Regions from separate parts of the Homo sapiens genome. Here region 2 is linked to region 1. A link is a loop called in an ENCODE intact Hi-C map of the cell type or tissue named here. Cell type or tissue: B cell. All regions are shown on one strand. Each heading gives the region's core, and the rest is flanking DNA. Links, peaks and the distances in the headings are about the cores only.

What was found. Peaks named below come from ENCODE experiments on the same cell type or tissue, not always from the same donor. Only the 100,000 strongest peaks of a DNase experiment are listed, where the experiment ranks them.
Region 2: it touches region 1 in a loop (28-fold over the local background); 2 of 110 quality-filtered maps call a loop at or near these places.

Annotation. Positions count from the first base shown.
Region 1 is chr7:105,011,433-105,016,093 of GRCh38, reverse strand. KMT2E (lysine methyltransferase 2E (inactive)) reads right to left here and starts at 1,889. Exons shown (of 27, transcript NM_182931.3): 1 at 1,559-1,889. KMT2E-AS1 (KMT2E antisense RNA 1) reads left to right here and starts at 1,953. Exons shown (of 1, transcript NR_024586.1): 1 at 1,953-4,661. RefSeq lists enhancers at 1,570-1,799, 2,060-2,179, 2,500-2,549, 2,341-2,880, 2,970-3,339 and 1 more and silencers at 1,860-1,949, 2,300-2,349. In B cell, for the core only: CTCF peaks have their summits at 2,192 and 2,391; DNase peaks (open chromatin) are centred at 1,883, 2,453, 3,013, 3,213 and 1 weaker place; H3K4me3 peaks cover 2,500 bases; H3K27ac peaks cover 2,500 bases.
Region 2 is chr7:103,281,741-103,284,240 of GRCh38, reverse strand. No RefSeq gene overlaps it. Among named protein-coding and RNA genes, the nearest start is that of PMPCB, 14 kb to the left of the region's middle. In B cell, for the core only: CTCF peaks have their summits at 1,004 and 1,241; no DNase peak of the experiment used is centred there.

The DNA.
Region 1 (4,661 bases), core at 1,206-3,705:
ATATAAAATAGATGATACTTATACAGTTACTAAACATTTTAATCTACTTTGGCATATTGAATAAAAGATGGTTGGATTAAACCAAACAAAAACTATTATTGGTACCCAAATAATTTTTTTTTAATGTTGAAGCGCACCCATCATCACCACTGAAATTTGCAAGGCTGTTTTTTTTTTTCAAAAGTGGAGACATTTTATTTGCCTTTCAGGAAAAACGAATCAAATTAATCAGCTAAAACACAGCACTGTAATTTGCAGTAAAAAATCAACACATTTTTGTAACTGGCTCGGGGAAGGAAAAACAGCCCAGTCTTTTCATGTAAACATAATAAGCCTGTAATATGCTGCAGACAAACGCACTGCATGGGGTGTGGAGGACCCGAGCTGATTAGATTACCACAACATCAGCCTGGGGCCGCCATTTTTAGAATCTGTAAAGGACAAAAGAGGGAAATTTCAGTTTTTACTCCCCATCTCAGAAATTGAAGGAAAAAAACAGACTATTTTCCAAATAGGTATTCATGTCTCCAGCCTCGAGTTGAATGCACCTCACTTAATTCTCTCCAAGGTCTCCAGAACTCCAAACACCTTACCTTATTCACATCTCTAAAAAGGGAACAAAATAGGCAAAACGAGGTTTACTCTAGAGCTAACTCTAGCGATTCCTCTTTGACTTTAAATTGTATCGTTCTTAAGACAGAGCCCAGCAAGGACGGATCTATACGGAACTAAGGCCAGTAGAAGAGAGCACTCTGGATTGTTTTTTTCTCACCCCCACCCCGTTTAGCACAGTGAACCGTTTGTTTCTCATCTGTGTCTGCTGCCATAGAATTTGTGCCAATCCCTTGGTCAAAATAAGCTTTTCTGAAATGAGCCATATTGTAGATCCTAAGGCTCCGGCACAGTAAAGGACGGCGGTAATGCAAAAGGAGTGGGGGAGGAGACTGAGAAGGCTGGGTACTGGGGTGACCACTTCAGGGGCGGGTTTACCCTCTCCAGGAGAGGATGAGGAGCTAGCTGTCTCGCTCTCCCACAAAGAGAGATGCCCAGGGCGTTCTTCTTACCCCCTTCGTATTCATGTGCACATTATACCAGAGACTGCCCGTCAAGAAATGGAAGAAGAAAATGGGGCCTATATGGCTTTTCAGCACCTGAACAAGACGCGGTTGAGAAAAGGGAGCGCTGGCAGCTCCTGGGACCACTTCGACACAAACCCTACTAACAGTCACAAGCCTCCGTCTTCACTCAAGCGGCCTTAACCCGCTGCCAATGAGGAGTGCGCCCCCTCCCTAACTCCCCCACTCTCAAGGGGGTTTAACTGCCAGTTACCCCTTTCCCAACCCTAAAACCCGCCATAATGCTCCATTTCTAGGGTCAGGGAGAAGAAAGAATAAATTCGATTTAAGCAAGCAACGTCTTGCGCCGGCAAAGACACCTGAGAGTCAACGTCGGCTCCCCCAGCTTAAGGATAAAGATGAGAGACCTCCCTCCCCCTTGAAACACAAGTACCCCAACCCCGCAAGCCCCAGGAACTCCCATGGAGACGACAGGCACTAACCTGTGATGTTCACACACGAGACACCCGAACCCCGTTATGTGCTCGACCCCCAAGGAGTCTCTCCGCACCTCCGCGAACAGGCGACCCCCCGACAGCAGCCACTGCGGACACAGGACCCGGCTCCACACACCCCCTCCCCAAACAGCAGCGCGCAGCCTCTTCACCAGGAACCGAGGAGTAGGGGAGGGGGCAGCCAGGCAGTCAACAGGAACGCAGAGACGACGGCGAGGCTGCTCGGAGTGTCTATGCCCACTCTGTTGCCGCTCCCGAACTCCGGCACGGTCTCCGACTCGGCCCCCTGCGCCCGCTCAGTGTCACTGCCTCTCGCTCTGGGAAAATGGCGGCGGCGGCGGCGGCGGCCGCGGCGGCGGCGGCGGCGGCGGCAAGTGCACGGGGTACGCCCGTCCCGCTCCGCAGGGGCAGAGGGGGAGGGGATGAAGCTGCCCGGCGCCATTTTGCTTGTGGGCTGCCGCCCGCCGTTGCCTCTCCGCGGAGGCTCGAAGATAGCAAACTGGAGGCGGTGAGGGGGACGGAATCTCTGTCTTTCTGACAACAGATGCATTCAACAATCCACCGAAGGTTTGAGGAAGTGTCGGTATTCGGTGGGACTGGTTCTTTCCCCCTTTCCCCCAGTGGCCCTCAAGTCTGGATATAGGTGAGCTTGGGCATGCCAGTATTGGGTGCACGAACAAGGACAGCAGGGCTTGGGAACGAACTCCCTCCCGTCACCCTCCGAAAGCGATACACCTTCTCCCCCTCCCAAACAACCCCAGTCCCGTCTCCCCGTTCCTCTCCCCCTCCTCCCCCAGCCCAGTCTGGCCTCCAGCGCTGGGTGAACCCGGTTGGGGTGTCACTCGACGCCCACTAGGGGCTGAGGAGGCTCCAGTGCGCAGGCTCCGGGCACCGGATAAAAGCGGAGCTGGCGAGTCTAGTGCTGTCTCGATGGAGGAGCAAGAAACGGAAGAGGTCGGGGGGAGAAGCAGCCGGAAAAATGCAGCCACCGTCAACGCCGCCTCCCTGCCACCGTGCTTCGGGGTAAAAAGCTGCCGTTGCCGTCGGTGCAGTTGCCGTCGCTGCCTCCTATACTTCTCTTGGCCTCGGGGAAGGATTTCCCCACCGGTGGGACAATGTGCGGGGAGGGGAGTGGGAATTCCTTTATATGGCGGTGATTAAACGAGGGAGGGACAGACAGTGATCTCGAAGAAAAAAGGGGGAGACCAAAGAATAAAAGAAGGGTTTCCCCACTAAAATGACACGGCGATTCCGGCTCTTGTTTTGGGGGTCTTTCCCCGAAATGGTTTCCGTCTTCCCCTTGCCCCGCAGCGACCCAGAGCGCTGGGGGAAGCGGAGTGGGGAGAGGCAGAGGCGGTCTCGGCAGCCAATCAGCGCCTGATGTGTCCTGTCGGGCGCGTCGTGGTTGGCTGGCGATGACCTCATCCTGCAGCAGCGGGTGGGGCCAAAGCCGTAGGGGGAGGCTGTTGCAAAGGTAGAGAGGGAGAAGTGACGATGGTGATCGTTGCTGCCGCGGCCGATATGGAACCCAAGCAGTGGCGAAGGGAATCGCAAGGCTCTTCCCTGACCATTTTCTACTGTCCCTGCGCGAGGTGAGGGCCCCGGCTCGGCCTCTGCAAAACTTTGGGGCGCTGGCGCGGAGGAGGAGACAGGATTTCTCCCGTGACTTTTGTAACTGCGTCAGGGCAAGATGGCGCTGGGTCTCTTTGGGGCGCGGGGGGAGAGGCACGTCCACCGCCGCAGCGCATGTGACCGGGCTGCATTCCTGTGGGGTTTGGCTCCGACCCAGGCCGGGGCGGGGGAGGGGACAGGGCTTGGGCGGAGGAGACTGTGGTGCGGTCGGCGTTGGCGGCCTGAAGAGGAAGAGATGACTGTTGGAAAGCGTTCCCCTCCCCCATACGGCAGAACAGCTGCGGCTCCCAGGGGAAAGCCCCCGCAGGACAGTCCTCGTGGGGTGTGACGGCTGTTGGTGGAGAAGGTTTGGCGCCCTATTTTCTTATCTGCCTTTCTCCCCGCAAAGTATACTTATGTAAGGTGGTAGTTCCCTGACGTGGGACTCGGAATCAACTAGGAGTCCTTGAGGGCCTCTGGGAGGCCTAGCGAGGGGTAGACCAGCTTCTGGGGGTACAACGTCAAGGAGGATCGATTACTTTCTGAGGAAACAGTTTCTCAGATTGAAATAGAAAAGTATTTCCAAAGTTTGGAAACAAATTTAAAGGTGTAAATAACACCCAGGAACACTTTAATTGCTTTGAAAAGGCATAAGCAGCCATCTGAATTTAAGGGCCCTTTTCAGACTCTTCCTTCCTCCTGTGATTCCTGTTCTTTATTTCAGTTTTCTGTCTGTACATCCCTTAAGAATATAGTTTTGTCGGTGGGATTCGCTCTTTTGTGCCCAGGCTGGAGTGCAGAGGCGAGATCTCGGCCCACTGCAACCTCCGCCTCCCCGGGTTCAGGCGAGTCTCCTGCCTCAGCCTCCCAGGTAGCTGGGATTACAGGCGCCCACAACCACACCCTGCTAATTTTTTCTATTTTTAGTAGAGACGGGGTTTCACCCCATTGACCAGGCTGGTCTCGAACTCTCGAGATCCGCCCGTCTCAGCTTCCCAAAGTGCTGGGATTATAGGCATGAGCCACCGCGCCGGGCCTGCTTTTTTTTTTTTTTTTTTTTTTTGCACTGGGCATTAGTAATACGGAATAAAAGCCGTGTTTTAAACTGTATTAAGTTGTAAGACTTTTCAGTACTTTCAAGTCTGCTTTCTTTCTGTTGCCCTTTTGTAGTTTTTAAAAATAAAAGATGCAATTATAAGCACTTCCGGTGAATATTATTCCTTAAGGTTCCTGCATCATCATGAAATTTGAAGCACTTTTATAGTAGTACAAACTATACTTTTAGCTTTTGAAATCTCGATAGGAGAAAATATCCAGCAGTTTTAGGGGCTATTTTGGCATATTCATTAAGGTAGACTAAGTTTGTTTTTCGTTTTTCCCACTTAGCCAAACTAGTTAAAGTAGTCAAAACTAGCAAATAATTTTTAAAGGGCTTCTCCTTTTGGGTGGTGTAGAGGGTGGGGAGTTATTCAACAAACAC
Region 2 (2,500 bases), core at 1-2,500, 1.7 Mb after region 1:
GACACAGAAAATAGATTGGAACTCTTGGAAATTCCAACTTGTTATTACAGATGCCTTTCTTCCATAGTCCAAAAGACAGCATTGTGCAAAGTATCACTTACAGATGCATTTACATCTAAACTTGCTGTATGCTTCACGGCAAGTTGGTGTCTTTCCACTTTCTCCTTGATGAAGACCTGCATCCAATATGAATTTAAAGAGGCTCTGTAAAGTAATTCGATAGCAGCAAATATGCTATTTAAAAATGAGTCAATCCAAGATATGTAAATCCAAGAAAGGTTTTAGACTGAAGCAGTTGTTTTATAAAATACACATGTCCAAAGACACTTTTTTAGTGGAGGCAACTTGCTGAAGAAGAATTTGAAAGGATCTTTTAACATTTATAAGCAGACCATTTGAAATTACCTAGAAAATAAGTAAGCTCCAAGAAGAACATACCTATGGCTATCCTATTTTTCGAAGGCAAAAATGGAGCTACAAAATTAAACAAAGGATGTATTTCATGTTTGAATTTGTAGAAAAAGTCTTAGAAAGGTATAATGAAAATAAATAAAATTACTAAATAAAATAACTATGAGATCCTAAGAATTTTGCCACCATCTTTGGGAATAACTAATGCTGATAAAGTAGAGACTAATACTTTGGTGCCAATTCCAACTCCTTGCACTGTACAAAGGGGGAAAAGTATCTTAATGCATAAGAAATTATGAGACAGCACAAATAAAAACCAATCTTTTATGCAGAAAGTTTCAATTAAAGTGAAATTCACATTTTAAATTACCAAATTATAACCGGAAAAGTTTGTAATGTTTTCAAAATGGTCTTTGCTAAACTACCTCTATCTAGCCTGGAGGCTAGAGATGGAACTTAACTATCCACTTAAATTATATATATGTATTTGTGCAAAGTTAAAACTTTAAATCTAATAAATTATTCGAATCAATTAAAACAAAGTCATTATTATTTGGAAAACTAAATCTTGGCCATGATGAATATCTTAATTATTTTGACATATGAAATATGCAATGTAATTTTTATGTGGGGTTACATTTGGAATTTTCCTACATTTCATATTTAGTAAATGGATTTATTATAAGAACAGTGATTTTTTTTAAAGAATGAATTTAATAAGTAACTAAGTTTTGAAATTTTGATTTACAGATCATTATTGCCATCTGCTGGTTACATAGTTTAATTGCATTTTTTAAAATTCCCAATTGTTTTACTAAAAGACAAAGGAAAAACTGAGGCAAGTTTTAGGTATCCATAACCGGATTAGAGATCTCTATGTAAGACAGATAATTTGCAGCCAGGTGCAGTGGCTCATACCTGTAATCCCAATACTTTGGGAGGCAGAGGCGGCATGAATGCTTGAGGCTAGGAGTTTTAGACCAGCCTGGGCAACATAGTGATACCCCATCTCTACAAAAATAAACAAATTAGCTGTGTGTGGTGGCCTGCACCTGTAGTCCTTGCTACTCAGGAGGCTGAGGCAGGAGGATACCTTGAGCCCAGGAGTTCAAGGTTTCAGTGAGCACCATCACACTTTAGCCTGTGTGACAGTGAGACCCTATCTTGAGAAAAAAAAAAAAAGCTAAATAATATGCAGCCGACACATGAAAAAATGCTCATCATCACTGGCCATTAGAGAAATGCAAATCAAAACCACAATGAGATACTATCTCACACCAGTTAGAATGGCGATCATTAAAAAGTCAGGAAACAACAGGTGCTGGAGAGGATGTGGAGAAATAGGAACACTTTTACACTATTGGTGGGACTGTAAACTAGTTCAACCATTGTGGAAGTCAGTGTGGCGATTCCTCAGGGATCTAGAAGTAGAAATACCATTTGACCCAGCCATCCCATTACTGGGTATATGCCCAAAGGATTATAAATCATGCTGCTATAAAGACACATGCACACATATGTTTATTGCGGCACAATTCACAATAGCAAAGACTTGGAACCAACCCAAATGTCCATCAATGATAGACTGGATTAAGAAAATGTGGCACATATACACCATGGAATACTCTGCAGCCATAAAAAATGATGAGTTCATGTCCTTTGTAGGGACATGGATGAAGCTGGAAACCAGCATTCTCAGCAAAGTGTCACAAGGACAAAAAATCAAACACCGCATGTTCTCACTCACAGGTGGGAATTGAACAATGAGAACACTTGGACACAGGAAGGGGAACATCACACACCGGGGCCTGTCGTGGGGTGGGGGGAGCGGGGAGGGATAGCATTAGGAGATATACCTAATGTAAATGTTGAGTTAATGGGTGCAGCACACCAACATGGCACATGTATACATATGTAACAAACCTGCACGTTGTGCACGTGTACCCTAGAACTTAAAGTATAATAAAAACATATATATATAAAAGCTAAATCATGAGGCATCTCTGTTTCAAAGATGATAAGATAATGCAAGAATATATTGCATAATTATATGGGCTGGAGAAAAAGCATAATTAATATGGGCTGGAGA